Linked DNA regions of Homo sapiens: region 2 is linked to region 1. Evidence: read pairs that join two places in POLR2A ChIA-PET (ENCODE). Cell type or tissue: PC-9. All regions are shown on one strand. Each heading gives the region's core, and the rest is flanking DNA. Links, peaks and the distances in the headings are about the cores only.

Region 1 (8,333 bases), core at 97-8,096:
AAGACTCAGGCTTAATTGTCTACTTCCTATATAAATTCAGTTCCATGCCATGTCCCATGCCCTGCTGGCTTTATCCCAGACATGAAGTGCCCTGGCTTACTCAGAAAGATGAGTGCAGGCCCCTCTTCCTTGGCTTCTACCTAAGGCCAGCAGAACTCCTGAGCCTGTGCTCTAGGGGAGGAGCAGGGCTGGGGTACACTGAAGGTATTCTGACGCCTGCTTTACTTGTCACTGTTGCTTCCCTTCCAGTAATTTCCAAGGCAGCTTTCTTGGAAAAGAAACCTGCTTTAATTAAGAACCCCTGGAAATTCTGAGCAATGTTCTACTTAAACCTAGCAAAACCCTACTTGCAACAGAGAACAGGGGAGAAAGGGTGGGTAGGAGGACTGATGGAAATGGCTCCACATGATTTGATTCTGTGACCTTCAAAGTCTGAAAAAGAAAATCAGGTTGATTCATAAACAACTAGGGACTAAAATACTTCTGGCTTCCTTTTATTGTACTTCTGGGAACCAACCGATTATGTTTAGAACTCTGGGTGACTGGAAGGGTTTTGTTGCTTTTTTTTAAAGCTGGTCCTGAAACCATAATCAGTTTTCTAGGCTGTTCATTTTGGCATGTGCAGGTTGAACTTTTGTCACTCAATCACAAAGGCATGGAAGATGTTCAGTTTCAAAGAAGGAAGCCAATCCGTGACCAAGGCCACCAAATCCAACACCAAAAACAAACACAAAGGGCTGCATTCCCACACGTCACCACTGGCCCATTTCCAGAGCAGATCCTGACGGATGAGAGGCAGCAGGGAGGAGATGCTGGCTTGCTGCAGGGTTTAGCAGTTAATCTCAGGTGGCTGAAGCATGCCTTGTGCTTCAACCGAAAGGACTGAGACACGGAGATATTAAACAAAGCCTGTGTAACCCTTAAACAAACAGAGAAGGGAGCCAAGAATTGCTGTAGTCATAATCCCTTATTCTACAGCATCCACGGTGTTCAAGGCATCTTCATCAACAGTATGTGTTTTGATTGATTCCTCATTATAATCCAAGCAGTTATTATTAATATTTAGCCCCATTTCTCAAAGCTTTGTGGCTGAAAGACTGCCAGGACCGACGTTCTTTCTAGAAAAAAAAAATAGGTATTCTAAAAACAATTAGAGAAAACTTTAGACATCCCTCCCACAAAAGAGAAACTTTCCCCACCCATGCTGCAGGTCCAGAAATGTGCCCACTGCCATTATCCTTCTAAAACACATGCACACAAGTACTGAAGAGTAATTGTTTTTTATACTTTGTTTCTTAATCTAATGCTTTATACAAGGTCAAAACTTGAAAGATCATCTACAAGGTCTATTAAAAAACACTTTCTTCTCATTTTTGGGTTCTACTAAATTTGGAAATCCAATTTAAAGCCAATAGGTAAGGGAATAATATAGTTTCACACACTTATAATTTTATCTCATCTGCAAAGAAACTTCAAAACTAAATTCCATCCTGGAGTGGAATAACATATGCTTGCCCGTCAGCTATTTGCTAACTCTGTCTAATTTTCAGAAAAAAAGGGTGTTGTTCTGTTTCTAGATGTTTTATTCTGTAGTGTATATAAGGTTGCAATGTATTTAAAAATTTTTTTGGAAATAGATGTGGTATAAATCTTACATAAATAATGACAATTAAGATCTCCAAGAATAATATTATTTTATAGCTAGAGGTTTGGATTAACAGGCAAGAAAACAAAAACAAGAGTTTTCTACCAATGCGCAGGAATTTTGTGTTTTAATTTTCTCATCTACAAGAGGTGGTGCAACAGCGCTGTCCTGGGAGGCAAAGGACCAGGAGTCCAGTCTTCCTATGCTTATACCACATGCAACTTCCAGCAATGCATTCAATCTCTGAATAGTGTCCATCAAATGGGGACTAAAGACACCTTATCTATTTAAAAACAAGGAGTTGGATCAATTTGCTTATAGTTCTTTTATTTCTTAAGATCTATGGATCCTTCCTCAAAACATTTAGCTCTAAAACAATCTTGTAGATTAGGTCAAATGCAAACCACAAAACCATGTCTAGTAGCTTTTTAACAATCAAACCTCCACATGATTTTGCACTGATGCTAGAGAGAGTGAAGAAGGTGGCAGTCTTTCTGTCCAGTTCTCATAAACTATTGCTATTTCTAATAAAGTAACCTAAGCACCTGCTGTGGATAAGGCCCCAGGAAAGAAAAGTTTGCTGCCTCTAGACTAATAAAGAGAACTGACCATTGATCTTAGAGAAATGTTAATTTCCAAGCGAGTATTTTTTAAAACTCCTCCTTTGCTTTTATGTTTCCTAGGTTACCATAAATAGAACCTACACACTTTATTTGTACCATCTTAATGTCTTCGATTGAAGTGCTGTGTCCTTATCCTAGATTCTTAGCTAGTCTCCTAGCTCCTGGAGGAAAGCATCTATTTCTTACTCACCTTTATATCCTACATGACGCTCAACTCAGTGCCCTGCCTGCAGCAGGGACATAGAAAAGGTTGAACTGATTGACCTGACTTCCTAATTACCCAGCTGACTCTTTAGCTTTTGCTAAATGTTTCTTAGTCCTAATTAAGAGCCAAAGCATTAGCTGGGTACGGTGGCTCACGCCTGCAATCCCAGCACTTTGGGAGGCCGAGGCAGGTGGATCATGAGGTCAGGAGATCGAGACGATCCTGGCCAACACGGCGAAACCTCATCTCTACTAAAAAAAATACAAAAAATTAGCCAAGCATGGTGGCGGGTGCCTGTGGTCCCAGCTACTCAGGAGGCTGAGGCAGGAGAATGGCGTGAACCCAGGAGGCAGAGCTTGCAGTGAGCCGAGATTGCGCCACTGCACTCCAGCCTCCAGCCTGGGCGACAGAGAGAGACTCTGTCTCAAAAAAAAAAAAAAAAAGAAAGAAAAAAAGAGCCAAAGCATTGAGAAAATTTGCTAACGACTAAAAACAGCAATACCAAATGTAGCAAGCCCTAGGCTAGCATGTATTATGTCTTTCTCAAGGACAGATGAGAAATATTAAAGTGTTCATCAAAATACTATAAAAAGCTTCATTTCTTCATCTGTTCCTATCACAGATCAGGGATCCCATTTGGAGTTCATCTGCAATTTCAGATTTGCATGAGAAAGGCTTCATTGCAAAGCATCAGCTTCATTTGGCAAATTCAAAGTATCTAGGTAAATTGCTCATTCTTTTTGCATTTGTAAATTCTTTTTCCAAAATTGCTTTTAATAATTTAGTCTAATTCTTACTAAAGGTTTGACTTGGGAATTTTTATTTTTGTTTTTCCTTTTTTTTTGAGAGAGGATCCTTCTCTGTCACCCAGGCTGGAATGCAGTGCTGCAATCATAGCTCACTGCAGCCTTGAACTCCTGGGCTCAAGTGACTTGGGGGTTTTTAGTGTATTCTGAAGTAGAAGGTGTAGGAAAACAGAAAAAGAATATAATTATCCTTACAAATAAGTGATGCACATAGAAGATATACAGTTTGTTTAATATCTCCAGGGTGGCAGCCAGGAGGCTTAATTTCAGAATTTGGGAAACTTTATATTAACCATAGGGTTCTAGTAGCTGTTCCAGTAGTTTTTCCTGTGGTTTGATATGTCTTCAATAAAGGGATGCCTGCCAATCAGCCATAATACCTCTTTAAACTTTTATAGAATCAATATTACCATTTTGATCCATCAGAGGAAAGCTGTGTGGCTTTTTGCAGAATCCACTCAAGTGTCCTCCTGCCACTCGCCCTCTGCTGGGGCCCAGCCTGAAGCCAGCAAACAACAAAAAAACAAAAACAAAATAAAAGGAACCTCTTCTGGCTTCTTTTCATGTTTACACAATACTGTGGGAATGAGAAGGTAGCTACTCCGTTTGCCAAGCAGAGAAGAGCGATGAAGGATCAGTTATTGTGTAAGAGCGCAGTGTATATAAGCGGATTATTGCTTGCATTCTGTATAAAGTTTTCCTGTAATAACAATGACCGATTTAGTTCATTTCAAGCTATTCATATCCTTGGATTTATTTTTAAGGTGGGAAAGGAACAGCAGAAAGGGTGCCATGGGAAGGAGGGAGAAAAATATAAAACAATACAGCACCCAGACAGACTTCCCAGCGCCACGGCAGAAGCACGCCCAACACATGGCTCTGGGCTGCGATGGGCTGGCCAGATGATGAGCTTCAGGGTCATCAAAGGAGGGAGAAATGAGGGGTTGCCTGAATTTGTGTTGATTGGTGCACTGCACAGAGCAAGGACGAAATGTAAAGCTCAAAGGGAAAGGGTGGAGCCGAAGAGGAATGATATTGCTGCAGAAACTGTGCAGCTCTCGAGGTGTGCGGTGTCACTGGCAGGCAGCCCGTCACCTGGAAGAAAATGTGAAGCATGTTCCCTGCAGACAAGGGTGGTACACTGTAAACAGGCCCGTCGCTCGCTCGCTCGCTCGGGAGACAGGGGAGTTGGTATTTACCTTTCAGAGACCTTGGGTCACCCTGCCTCACCCTGAAAGAAGGAAATGTCTCTCACACTTAAAAATCTTAAGTGCATACCACAAAACTCAAATACAGCCCATGACGGGCAGAGCGCTCAATGAAAGGTGACAGATTTAGCAGAAGCATTTATGTGCTAATAAGTTCTGATGACTTCCAGAGGTTAATTTATGTCCTTTTCCCAGGAGTCAGACTTATTTCCCTATTTAAGAGGTAAATCGATTATTAGAATCAGACTCTTTTTAACCTTCAAAGCAAAAATGAAAATAGGTAATAACTTTCTACCCAGGCGGGCCACCTGCTCCCCAACTATACACAGACAACCTCGGGTGCTAAGAGTGTTTAAACATGTTCATCAGATTCTCCTAAAGCAGTAACAGCCAGGCATGGGCTGAGACAGCATTTTGGAATGTGTTTGAAATGGTGTAATCTTCCATAGTGCCCTATCTTTATTGAGGGAGAAAGAGAGAGAAAACTAATTGAGAAGTAAGAAGTGAGTGGGCAGTTTGGTAGAAGCAGCCACCCATTTGATTTTGTAAGATTTTAAGGAAAGAAAGAAGATTTTAGATGAAAATGTATGACTGCCCCCTTCAATCTCCTTGGGTAGATCTATACCTAATCCAGCTAAATATACTTTTGGCTGGGCGCGGTGGCTCATGCCTGTAATCCCAGCACTTTGGGATGCCAAGATGGGCGGATCACCTAAGGTCAGGAGTTCAAGAACAGCCTGGCCAACATGGTGAAACCCCATCTCTACCAAAAATACAAAAAATTAGCCGGGCGTGGTGGTGCTTACCTGTAGTACCAGCTACTTGGGAAGCTGAGGCAGGAGAATTGCTTGAACAAAGCAGGCAGAGGTTGCAGTGAGCCAAGATTACGCCACTGCACTCCAGCCTAGGTGACAGAGCAAGACTCTGTCTCAATAAATAAATAAATAAACAAACACACTTTTTTTCTTCACTAAAATACTTCACATGATTGGCCCATATTGGAGTTATTTATGTGCCTGTCTCTCCCCCTAAACTACAGGATCTTAGAAGACAGCACACCTTTTGTTTTAATTTTCTTTCACAGTGCCAAGCAAGTTACCTTTCACACAGTAGACATTGAATGAATATTTCCTGATTTAAAAACATGATTTTCAGAAAAAGAAAAAGGGTTTAAATGGGACACAAGAAAAGATAAAGCATCCAAAGAGTTAGATACTGTGCAAACAGACTTGATAAATACCGTTCCAGAAAACCAGCTTCCAAATCAAGGCCTGTTTAAGAAAGAGCATTTTTCGAGAAAAGAAAGAGAAGAAATCTGGGTGAAAATGAAACAGCAGAAACAAAATATTATCTGTTGATATATCATAATATATCCCTTCATTTATGCACAAATAATTTTCCTTCCTACCAGTACCCTCCTCGACACACATACAGACTTATTTAGGATGCATCAGAACCATGCCTATGAGCAGAAGGCAGCGGGTAAGCATTGAGAAGAACTTCAAGTCCACAGGGCCTGGTAAAGGAGGCAGCTGTGAGGCATGGGGGTGACAGTGATGGTCTCAGAACACACTAGTGGTGAAGGCCACACCAGCAAACCATGAGAACAGGATATTGTCAGCAGATGCCTGAGTAGAGGGACATATCTTCAACAGATCAGTATGTATCAATGAATAAAATATAGTACTCAGTGCATAGCATTTTACCTTAAAGATAACTCAGCTGAAATACAAGTCTTCTCTGTCATAAGGGATACCTCTAGGACCAAAACCACCAACCAGAATGGTCAAGCCAGAATTTCCACTATTCAGGTGTTGATCTGATCTCTTGGACAAAGCTTGCTTAAGATCACAGGATTCAGGAGTTTCTCCAGGGAAAAGAGCCTCTGCATTTTATCCACCTCACCACCAGGGCCAAGAACGAAGCCTCATATACCGGCATATCTCACTTTATTGCACTTGACTGATACTGTCTTTTTTTACAAATTGAAGGTCCATGGCAACCCTGCTTTGAGCAAGTCTATTAGCACCATCTTTTTTTTTTTTTTCAACAACATGTGCTCATTTCGTGTCTCTGTGTCATATTTTAGTAATTCTCACAATACTTTAAAATTTTTCATTATTATTACATCTTTTAATGGTATTCGGTGATCAGTGATCTTTGATGTTACTATTGTAATTGTTTTGGGGCACCACAAACCGCACCCATGTATGATGGAAAACTTAATCCATAAATGTTGTGTGTGTTCTGATGGCTCCACCAACCAGCAGCTGCTTCATCTCCCCCCATTCCTCTCTTTGGACCTCCCTATTCCCTCAGACAGAACACTATTGACATGAGATCAAATAATAACCTTAAAATGGCCTCTAAATGTTCAAGTGAAAGGAAAGGTTACATGTGTGCCATTTTAAATCAAAAGCTAGAAATGATTAAGCTGAATGAGGAAGGCATGTCAGAAGCTGAGACAGGCCAAAAACTAGGCTTCTTGTACTCAATAGTCAGCGCAGTTGTGACTGCAAAGGAAAAGTTCTTGAAGGAAACTAAAAGTGAATACACAAATGAAAAGGAAGTGAAGCAGCCTCCTTGCTGATATGGAGAAAGTCTGAGTGGTCTGGGTAGGAGGTCAAAACAGCCACAACACCCTGTTAGCCAAAGCCAGGTTTGAGCAAGACCCCAACTCTCTTCAATTGTGAGGAAGCCACAGAAGAAAAGTGTGAAGCTAGCACAGGCTGGTTCATGAGGTTTAAGGAAAGAAGCCATCTCCACACCATAAAAGTGCAAGATGAAGCAGCAAGTGCTGATGGACAAGCTGCAGCAAGAAGTCCAGGAGATCTAGCTAAGATCATGGATGATGGTGACTATTCTAAACCACAGATTTTTAATATAGACAAAGCAGCCTTATATTGCAAGAAGATATCGTTTCATAGAGCAGAAGTCAATGCCTGGCTTCGAAGCTACAAAGGGCAGGCTGATTTTGTGGTTAGGAGCTACTGCAGCTGGTGACATTAAGTTGAAGTCAGTGCTCTTTTACCATTCCAAAAATCCTAAGGTCCTTAAGAATGATGCTAAATCTACTTTGCCTGTGCTCTAGAAATGGAAGAACAAAGCCTGAATGATAGCATTTCTGTTTACCGCATAGTTTTCTGAATATTTTAAGCCCACTGTTGGGCCTACTTCTCAGAAAAAAAATTCTTTTCAAAATATTACTGCTCATTAACAATGCATGTTGCCACCCAAGAGCTTTGATGGCAATGTACAAGGAGATGAATGTTGTTTTCAGGCCTGCTAACACAACATCCATTCTGCAGCCCATGGATCAAGGAGTAATTTTGTCTTTCAATTTTCATTATTTAAGAAGTACATCTTATGTCCATTCCAAGATGGCCGAATAGAAACAGCTCTGGTCTGCAGCTCCTGGCATGATCAACGCAGAAGATGGGTGATTTCTGTATTTCCAACTGAGCCGCCGCTGGTGATACCCAGGCAAATAGGGTCTGGAGTGGACCTCCAGCAAACTCCAAGAGACCTGCAGTGAGGGACCTGACTGTTAGAAGAAAAACTAACAAACAGGAAAGAATAGCATCAACATCAACCAAAAGGACATCTAAACCAAAACCCCATCTGTAGGTCACCAACATCAAAGACCAAAGGTAGATAATACCATAAAGATGGGGAGAAACCAGAGTAGAAAAGCTGAAAATTCTAAAAACCAGAACTCCCCTTCTCCTCCAAAGGATCACAGCCCCTCGCCAGCAATGGAACAAAGCTGGAAGGAGAATGACACTGACGAGTTGACAGAAGTAGGCTTCAGAAGGTTGGTAATAACAAACTTCTCCAAGTTAAAGG
Region 2 (8,333 bases), core at 289-8,288, 500 kb after region 1:
GGTGACTCATGCCTGTGATCCCAGCACTTTGGGAGGCCAAAGAAGGAGGATCAGGAGGGAGGGTCACTTGAGGCCAGGAGTTTGAGACTAGCCTGGACAATATAATAAGACCACTATCTCTACAAAAAAATTTAAAAAATCATCTGGGCATGGTGGCACACACTTATAATCCCAGCTATTTGAGGGACTGCGGTGGGAGGACTGCTTGAGCCTAGGAGGTCAAGACTGCAGTGAGCTATGATTGCACCACTGCACTCCAGCCTGAGTGACAGAGTGACACCCTGTCCCAAAAAAGAAAAAAAATATATTTATTTGCTTACCCAGGCGTGGTGGCGCACACCTGTCATCCTAGCTACTTGGGAGGCTGCAGCAGGAGAATTGCTTGAGCCCAGGAGGCGGAGGTTGCAGTGAGCCAAGATCGCACCACTGCACTCCAGCCTGGGCGACAGAGTGAGACTTCGTCCCAAAAAGATTTGGCAGGCTAGGGCGGGCGGATCACTTGAGGTCAGGAGTTCGAGACCAGCCTGGCTAACATGGTGAAACCCCGTCTACCAAAAATACAAAAATTAGCTGGGCGCGGTGACACGTACCTGTAGTCCCAGCTACTCGGGAGGTAGAGGCACAAGAATTGCTTGAACCCGGGAGGCAGAGATTGCAGTGGGCCAAGATCACGCCACTGCACTCCAGCCTGGGTGACACAGCAAGATTCTGTGTCAAAAAAAAAAAAAAAAAGAAAAGAAAAAGAAAGAAAAAAGAAAAAGAGGGAGAGAAAAGGCATACAAATTTAATTCATTGTAAGTTTTACATGACACGGGAGCCTTCAGCATTTAAGACCCAAAGAAATGGTTAAACTTGTGCATTGTTACTTTTAGTTTAACGAAAAGTGGACAGTTGTAAAGAAATAGGACTGGAAGGGAAAAGGATGTGATCCAATGGGAATAAACTGAAGGGAACCCAGCAGGACCTGTTTGTTTAGATTCTTCTGTGTGCCTGTCTTCAGGGCTGTTTTCTCAAATACCAAGGTGCCATAGTTTAGGGTAGCATGTTCTGAACCCCATCAATTTCCCCTTAAAGTGGTTGTTTTTTGAACTTTACATAACAGTAACTTCTTGAGAAGATGGTCATGTATTTACGTATATATTTGGGACACTCTTTTCTCAGAGCCTTTGAAACACCTGCAACTACCAGAGGAGTTTTTTTTTTTTTGAAACGGAGTCTCCCTCTGTCGCCTAGGCTGGAGTGCAGTGGCGTGACCTCGGCTCACTGCAACCCAGAGGTGTCAGTTCTTACAGGTTCCTTACACAGCATGAGTTTGAAGCTTAGGGTATTGATTGGCCCTGCCTGAAGCGTTAGTGAGAAACCGTGGGCTTTGAACCTCGGCAGGGCTGTGAACCAAGAGCAGATGCTGCAGTTCTTCTCCTCAAGGCCTCCAAAAAAGCGTCATGAGAAATAAAGGAACTGTGCAGCCAGGGGCAAAATGCCTCCCGCAACTCCAGGGGCGCCATTCACAGGAAGCCAGCGTGGACGCCCCTGTGCAGGCCTCTGGGAGCAAGAAAGCTTTTTTCCAAGATATGGGGATGGACAATTTTCCTGAGGCGCAGACCTTAGGGAGCTTCCCGGGAGAAAGGCTGTTTCCTGTCTTGGGCGTGGAAGCGGATCCGCCCCCTGAGTCTGAGAGGACATGGCGGTCGGTAAACAGGACTTAATTCTGTTCCTCATCCACCCAGAACCCTCCCTGAGGGCCTCCCCTGCACTTTGGAAACAGCCCAAGCTTTGAAATCAGGAAGTTTGAAGACTGGTTCTGCTACTTCCAGGCTGTGTGGCCTTGGGTAAGTTCCTTGCCCTCTCTGCTTCAGGTTGCGCATTTGTGGAACCAGTTAACTGTATATAACCGGCTGAGTTCCCGCACTGAATAAGGAGAAGTCGGTCTTTCTTGGTAGATGCCGTGCCTGCGTTTGTGCGGTTGAAGGAAAGGAGGAAAATGAGAAGGGCCAAGATTGACCTGACTTGATTTACGGGAAAGAAGAGACAGTTGCTGGAGGAAGAAGGACCCATCCACTGGAAAAGGATGAGAAAAAGGAGAGAGAGAGAAGTCAGAGGCTGGGTTGGGAGTGAATTTGGGAGATTGTGGAGGAAAAGAGGAGAGAGATTTGTGGGGTAGCTGTAGGACATGCAACTGTATTTAGAAAGGGAGAGAGTTGGGAGACTTTGTGGGATTATTAAATTTCCCTTTAGCATTTGTAGAGGGCATTCCATTAAATACGCCAATGGTTTTATCAAACAGGTTGTTTAAAATCATTTTCCTCTGTCATCTTATCCAAGAATAAAATAAGAACAGAAATATCCAGAAGCCTGTTAGCAGTCCCCACCTTAGCTCCATTCTCACTCCCAGCTGTCAACTCTATGAGGTCAAGGTCTCTAACACAACTGGGTCCCTGGCGGCTCACAGCCGTGGCTGCTGGCACGGGAAAGATGCCGATCATATGTGTCATTGAATTTATTGCTTTCTGTGGTTTCAAGCCTGAAAAAGTTAAGAGAGAGTTACAGCCTCCTTTGACGTTATTGTCATCGGTCATGGGCCCCATGAGGTGGGATGTGGAGGTAGCCACTCTCTGGGAATCTCTGAGATGAGCACACATAAACTTTCTAGAAGCATCTGCACAGAGCCCATTTATGCCATTCAAAGCTTCCTGAATCCAAAGGAAACCTTGTAAAAAGTCAGCTAAAACACTTGAGCATTTAGAAGCATTTCCTGATCTTTTGGTTCTAGCAAATAGCACAGTGGAAAAAACAAATACCTTGAAGTTGAAGGAAATGTCTTTATTTATACCCACAGATCCCCCGTGGGTATAACCATGGTGAACTGACAAGGTTTAATATTTGGTGCAAGCATCTGAACACATATTGTTAATCTTCCTTTTTTCTGTCTTGTAATATTCAGTTGCTTAGTGGTCCCTAAAGTGCAGGGGGGTAGTTTTATATAGGAATTATATTTGGAAATAGAGTCAGAGGAATTCCTGAAGATTGAGTCATTGCTTTTTTTTTTTTTTTTTTTTTTGAGACAGAGTCTTGCTCTGTTGCCAGGCTGGAGTGAAGTGGCGTGATCTCAGCTTACTGCAACCTCCGCCTCCGAGGTTCAAGCAATTCCCCTGCCTCATCCTCCCAAGTAGCTGGGACTACAGGCACGTGCCACCATGCCCAGCTAATTTTTTGTATTTTAGTAGAGATGGGGTTTCACCTTGCTGGCCAAGAGGTCTCGATCTCCTGACCTCAAGATCCACCCATCTCAGCCTCTCAAAGTGCTGGGATTACAGGCGTGAGCCACAGTACCCGGCCCCATTGCTTTATTTTTTAGTGTTAGAGACTATTCCCATCAGGTTTCTTCGCATGATTTTTCTGTATCCTCATAAAACTGAGAGCTAAATCAAGAAGATAAGTAAACTTTGTTTCCCTCTTACCATCCAGCTTCTCACACCCATCTGGTTCTATCCTGCAGAATGCTGTCATTCACTTCTCCACCACCCCCACGTGCAGTGTATAGAACTGATGATATCATCCCTTTATTTCTGATGGGAGAAAATAAAGCACATCTGTCGGATCACTTAGGAAACAGAAATGCCCCTGATGGGGCTGGTGTGGCATTTAGATTAAGGCAGGCCTCCACGCCCAGACCTTTCCACGTGATATAGACAAAAGGACGGCAAACCAGACCTATGTGCTTCAGTTCTAGGGAACGCAAAGCACCTATTCCCACAGTCTTAAAGATTAACTGCAGGATGAATTGCAAGTACAGACATTCACCAAAATTCCTCCCACCCTCCCTCTACTCTCAGGAGAGAACGGGCTGTTGTAAATGTGCACCCCTGGGGCCTTGAGATGTTTTCAAAGGAAACAGCCGAACTGGCATTCCCATCTATATTTAAGGGCCAACTTCCACACCACTAAAGAGAAATAATGGTATTTTTTTCCTTGAATAGAAAAAGTAATATAAGTGAGTGTGGAATGTTTAAAAACACATAAAAGAGACAAGAAAAATAAAATCACTCAGAATTCTAAAATTTTGGTATAAATCATTCTAGGCTGCTTATCTGCAAGTTAATGTTTATGGAATATGTATATGTGTGTGTATATATCTATATGATGAAAAAATGACATTGTACATTTGCTTGAGAATCTGATTTTTTAAAATTAGCTATATAACGTAAATATACTTCCATTTCATTAAATGTTATTTCGTATCAGCATTTGAAATGGCTATATAGTTGTTGGCTATGTAGTGTTGCTTTATAGTGATCTATTTAAGCAGTCCCAATGGCTAGACATTAATTCCAATTTTCTGCTATTAAAAACAATACTTCAAGGAGCATCTTTGTGTACAAATCTTGGCAGACCTGTGAAATAAATTCTTTGGCATGAATCTGAAAATGTCGAAATGCCAGGTCACAGAGCATGCCAATTTTAAAGGTTTCTGACATGCAACTTTTTTTTTTTTTTTTTTTGAGACGGAGTTTCATTCTTGTTGCCCAGGCTGGAGTACAATGGCGATCTCGGCTCACTGCAACCTCTGTCTCCTGGGTTCAGGTGATTCTCCTGCCTCAGCCTCCTGAGTAGCTGGGATTACAAGCATGCCCCACCACGCCTGGCTAATTTTATATTTTTAGTAGAGATGGGGTTGCTCCATGTTGGTCAGGCTGGTCTCGAACTCCCTACCTCAGGCGATCCAACTGCCTCGGCCTGCAAAGTGCTGGGATTACAGGTGTCAGCCACCGTTTCCAGCCAAAGTGTTTCACTTTTATGCAATAGAAACCATCAATCTTCTCCTTTATGTTTTCTGACTTTGCCTGTCCATGCTTAGGAAAGCTGTCTCTCTAAATCCTGCTGACTGTCATCAGTAACTTATAATCATTGACTGCCTGTAACAGCTCTTCTGTTGTTGGACAAGATGTCAATAGTAACTGAAGGCAAGGATCAGCTCTTAGGCTTACTTCTCCCATAAGTGTCTCGTATTTGGTGGATTGCAGTCCATTCATTAAAAACTTGTTTTAGGGCCAGGCGTGATGGCTCATGCCTATAATCCCAGCACTGTGGGAGGCCGAGGTGGGTGGATAGCGTGAGGTCAGGAGTTCGAGACCAGCCTGGCCAACACGGTGAAACCCCATCTCTACTAAAAATATGAAAATTAGCCAGCTGTGGTAGCAGGCACCTATAATCCCAGCTACTTAGGAGGCTGAGGCACGAGACTAGCTTGAACCCAGGAGGCAGAGGTTGCAGTGAACCGAGACCACACCATCGCACTCCAGCCTAAGGAACAAGAGCAAAACTCTTTCTCAAAACAAACAAACCAAACAAAAACCATGTTTTAGGCAGCATGCAGTGTCTCAGGCCTGTAATCCCAGCATTTTGGGAGGCCAAAGCGGGTGGATTGCTTGAGGTCAGGAGTTCGAGACCAGCCTGGGCATCGCGGTTAAACCCCATCTCTCCTGAAATACAAAAATTAGTCAGGCATGGTGGTAGGCACTTGTAATCCCAGCTACTCAGGAGGCTGAGATAGGAGAATTGCTTGAACCCGGGAGGTGGAGACTGCAATGAGCCAAGATCGTGCCACTGCACTCCAGCCTGGGCGACAGAGCAAGACTCCATCTCAAAAAAAAAAAAAAGTTTTAATTGAGCACCTACTATATTCCAGGATTAACTATTGATGAGCTGGATCCTGGTTCACAATCACTTCTTTGTGAATTCCACCACCATATATTAAATAATTAATACATGTGAACAGTAATGGGACCAGGGCAGGAAGGGGGTCAGTAATTAATTTAAAAAATCCCTGCCCTTTGAAAAATCTATAGTTCAATATACTCTCTCTCTCTGTCTTTTTTTTTTAGCGAAGATGTTTTTGCTGTGTTGCCTGGGCTGGTCTCAAACTCTTGGCCTCAAGTCATCCTCCCACCTCAGCCTCCTGAGTACGAGGGATTACAAGCATGAGCCACCACACCCAGCTTCTTTAAAAAGAAAAAAAAATTTTTTATTGACATATAAGCATTGTATATATTTAAGGTCTACAACTTGACACTTGAGGGATTAAAGAGAGGTAAGATTTTAAAAGGTGAATAATTAAGGGAGAAGGGGTGAGTAGCTGGTAACAGGGGGTGAGGAGGGGCTGTGGAAAGGAGCATCTGAAGTGAACCTTACAGGTAGAGCTGAGGGAGAGAGCATTCTTGGCTTCCTGTCCCTGTAGGATTATAAAAGATGTTACCAGCCAAATACCCTTGAAGCTTGAAATCAACCCACAATGTCCAAAGGAGGAGTTCAGTGAGGAGCTAAAGAAGAGGAATTAGCGCTTCTTTAACCTGTCTTTTGCATTTATATTGTCCTTGTGATATTTTTTGGTGTATAGATGATTTTCTTTCTTATGGAGTTAAATCTTCTTTTGTTTGTTTGAGATGGAGTCTTACTCTGTTGCCCAGGCTGGAGTGCAGTGGTGCAATCTCAGCTCACTGCAACCTCCAAACTCTCGGGTTCAAGCGATTCTCCTGCCTCAGCTCCTGAGTAGCTGGGACTACAGGTGCACACCACCATGCCCGGCAAATTTTTGTAGTTGTAGTAGAGATGAGGTTTCACCATGTTGGCCAGGCTGGTCTCGAACTCCTGACCTCAGGCTATCCACCAGCCTCGGCCTCCCAAAGTGCTGGGATTACAGGCATGAGCCACTGCGCCTGGTCACTTATGGAATTAAATCTTTTTGGATGGTGTGGTATATTGTATTTTCCAAGGGTGGCTGCACGAATATATATTCCACTCTAGATTCTTTTCTTAGAATGTGACCTTAGCAGGCCTCATTAAGAGGTAGAGTTTGTGTTCCCTCCCCTTGAACTTGGGTGGAACTTTGTAACTGCCTCAACCAATAGAATGTGGCAGAAGTGACATCCGAGGCTCAGTCCTAGAAAGCAACGTGGTTCTGGGGGACTCTCTTGCTTTCTCTTGGGATGCTTCTTCTCTGAACCCAGCCACCATATTGTGAGGAAGTCCAGGCCACACGGAGAAGCTAGATGTGGATGTTCTGACCAAGAGCCCCAGCTAGATTCCCAGACAATCACCAGACAGGTAAGCAAGGAGGGCTTGGGGCTTGTGATGTAACTGACATCTTGAAACGATCATTGTGGCTTCTGGAGACTTGATTGTGGGGAAGGGAACTGCAGACCAGGAGTGGAAGCAGGGAGACCAGAGAGGACTCTGTAGAGTGTCCAGGAGAGAGATGATGTGGTTTGGATTAAGGTTAAACCCGTGGCATAGGTGAAAAGTGCTCCTATATGGGAAATGTTTTGAAGATGGAGGGCACAGGACTTGCTGATGGACTGAATGGAGGGTGAGGGAAAGAGAGAACTTACTGACAATGTCTAGATTTCTGGCCTGGGCAATTGGGTATCAGATAAGTGATGAAATCACTTACTGAGATGAGGATGCCTGAGAGATGAGCAGCTTAAGATCAGCTTCACCTGAGCAAGTTCTGTGAGAAGCTTCTTAAATCTCCGTCTCTACTAAAAATACAAAACTTGGGCCGGGCACGGTGGCTTACGCCTATAATCCCAGCACTTTGGGAGGCCAAGGCGGGTGGATCACGAGGTCAGGAGATCGAGACCATCCTAGCTAACACGGTGAAACCCTGTCTCTACTGAAAGTACAGAAAATTAGCCGGGCGCGGTCATGGGCACCTGTAGTCCCAGCTACTCGGGAGGCTGAGGCAGGAGAATGGTGTGAACCCAAGAGGCGGAGCTTGCAGTGAGCCAAGATCGTGCCACTGCACTCCAGCCTGGGTGACAGAGCGAGACTCTGTCTCAAAAAAAAAAAAAAATACAAAACTTAGCTGGACATGGTGGCGCATGCCTGTAGTCCCAGCCAGTTGGGAGGGTAAGGCAGGAGAATTGCTTGAACTGGGGAGGCAGTGGTTGCAGTGAGCCGAGATCGCGCCACTGCACTCCAGCTTGGTGACAGAGTGAGACTCCGTCTCAAAAAAAAAAAAAAAACAACCCCAAACTTAGCTTAAACCAGCTATTTCATTTGCCCACCAGTTTGGTGGGCTGGGAATCCAGGGCAGGGCACAGAAGAAATGGTTAGTCTCTACTCCACAGTTTCTGGGACTTTAGCTTGGAAGACTCAAGGATTGGAGGCAACATGAGAGCTGGGACTGGAATCATCTGGAAGCATCTTTACCCACAGATATGGCTGGTTATTCACTGGAACCTCAGCACAGGCTGTCAACTGGGATACTTACAGTGCCCTCCCCATGAGGGTTGGGCTTCCTTCCAGTATGGCAGCCTTTGGGAGTTGGACGACTT

What was found. ChIA-PET counts read pairs that join two places held together with the same protein. Peaks named below come from ENCODE experiments on the same cell type or tissue, not always from the same donor. Only the 100,000 strongest peaks of a DNase experiment are listed, where the experiment ranks them.
Region 2: POLR2A ChIA-PET joins it to region 1 with 5 read pairs; 2 of 35 experiments call an interaction of 5 or more read pairs at or near these places.

The regions. Positions count from the first base shown.
Region 1 is chr18:22,609,076-22,617,408 of GRCh38, forward strand. LOC124904262 (a long non-coding RNA gene) reads right to left here and starts at 5,195. Exons shown (of 2, transcript XR_007066307.1): 1 at 3,690-5,195; 2 at 479-1,118. In PC-9, for the core only: no CTCF peak of the experiment used is centred there; no DNase peak of the experiment used is centred there.
Region 2 is chr18:23,104,265-23,112,597 of GRCh38, forward strand. It overlaps LOC124904266 (a long non-coding RNA gene), which reads left to right and starts at 1,668. Exons shown (of 2, transcript XR_007066311.1): 1 at 1,668-1,829; 2 at 1,941-2,281. RefSeq lists enhancers at 1,011-1,512, 1,513-2,012. In PC-9, for the core only: no CTCF peak of the experiment used is centred there; DNase peaks (open chromatin) are centred at 957, 1,737, 2,497 and 4,417; H3K27ac peaks cover 3,727 bases.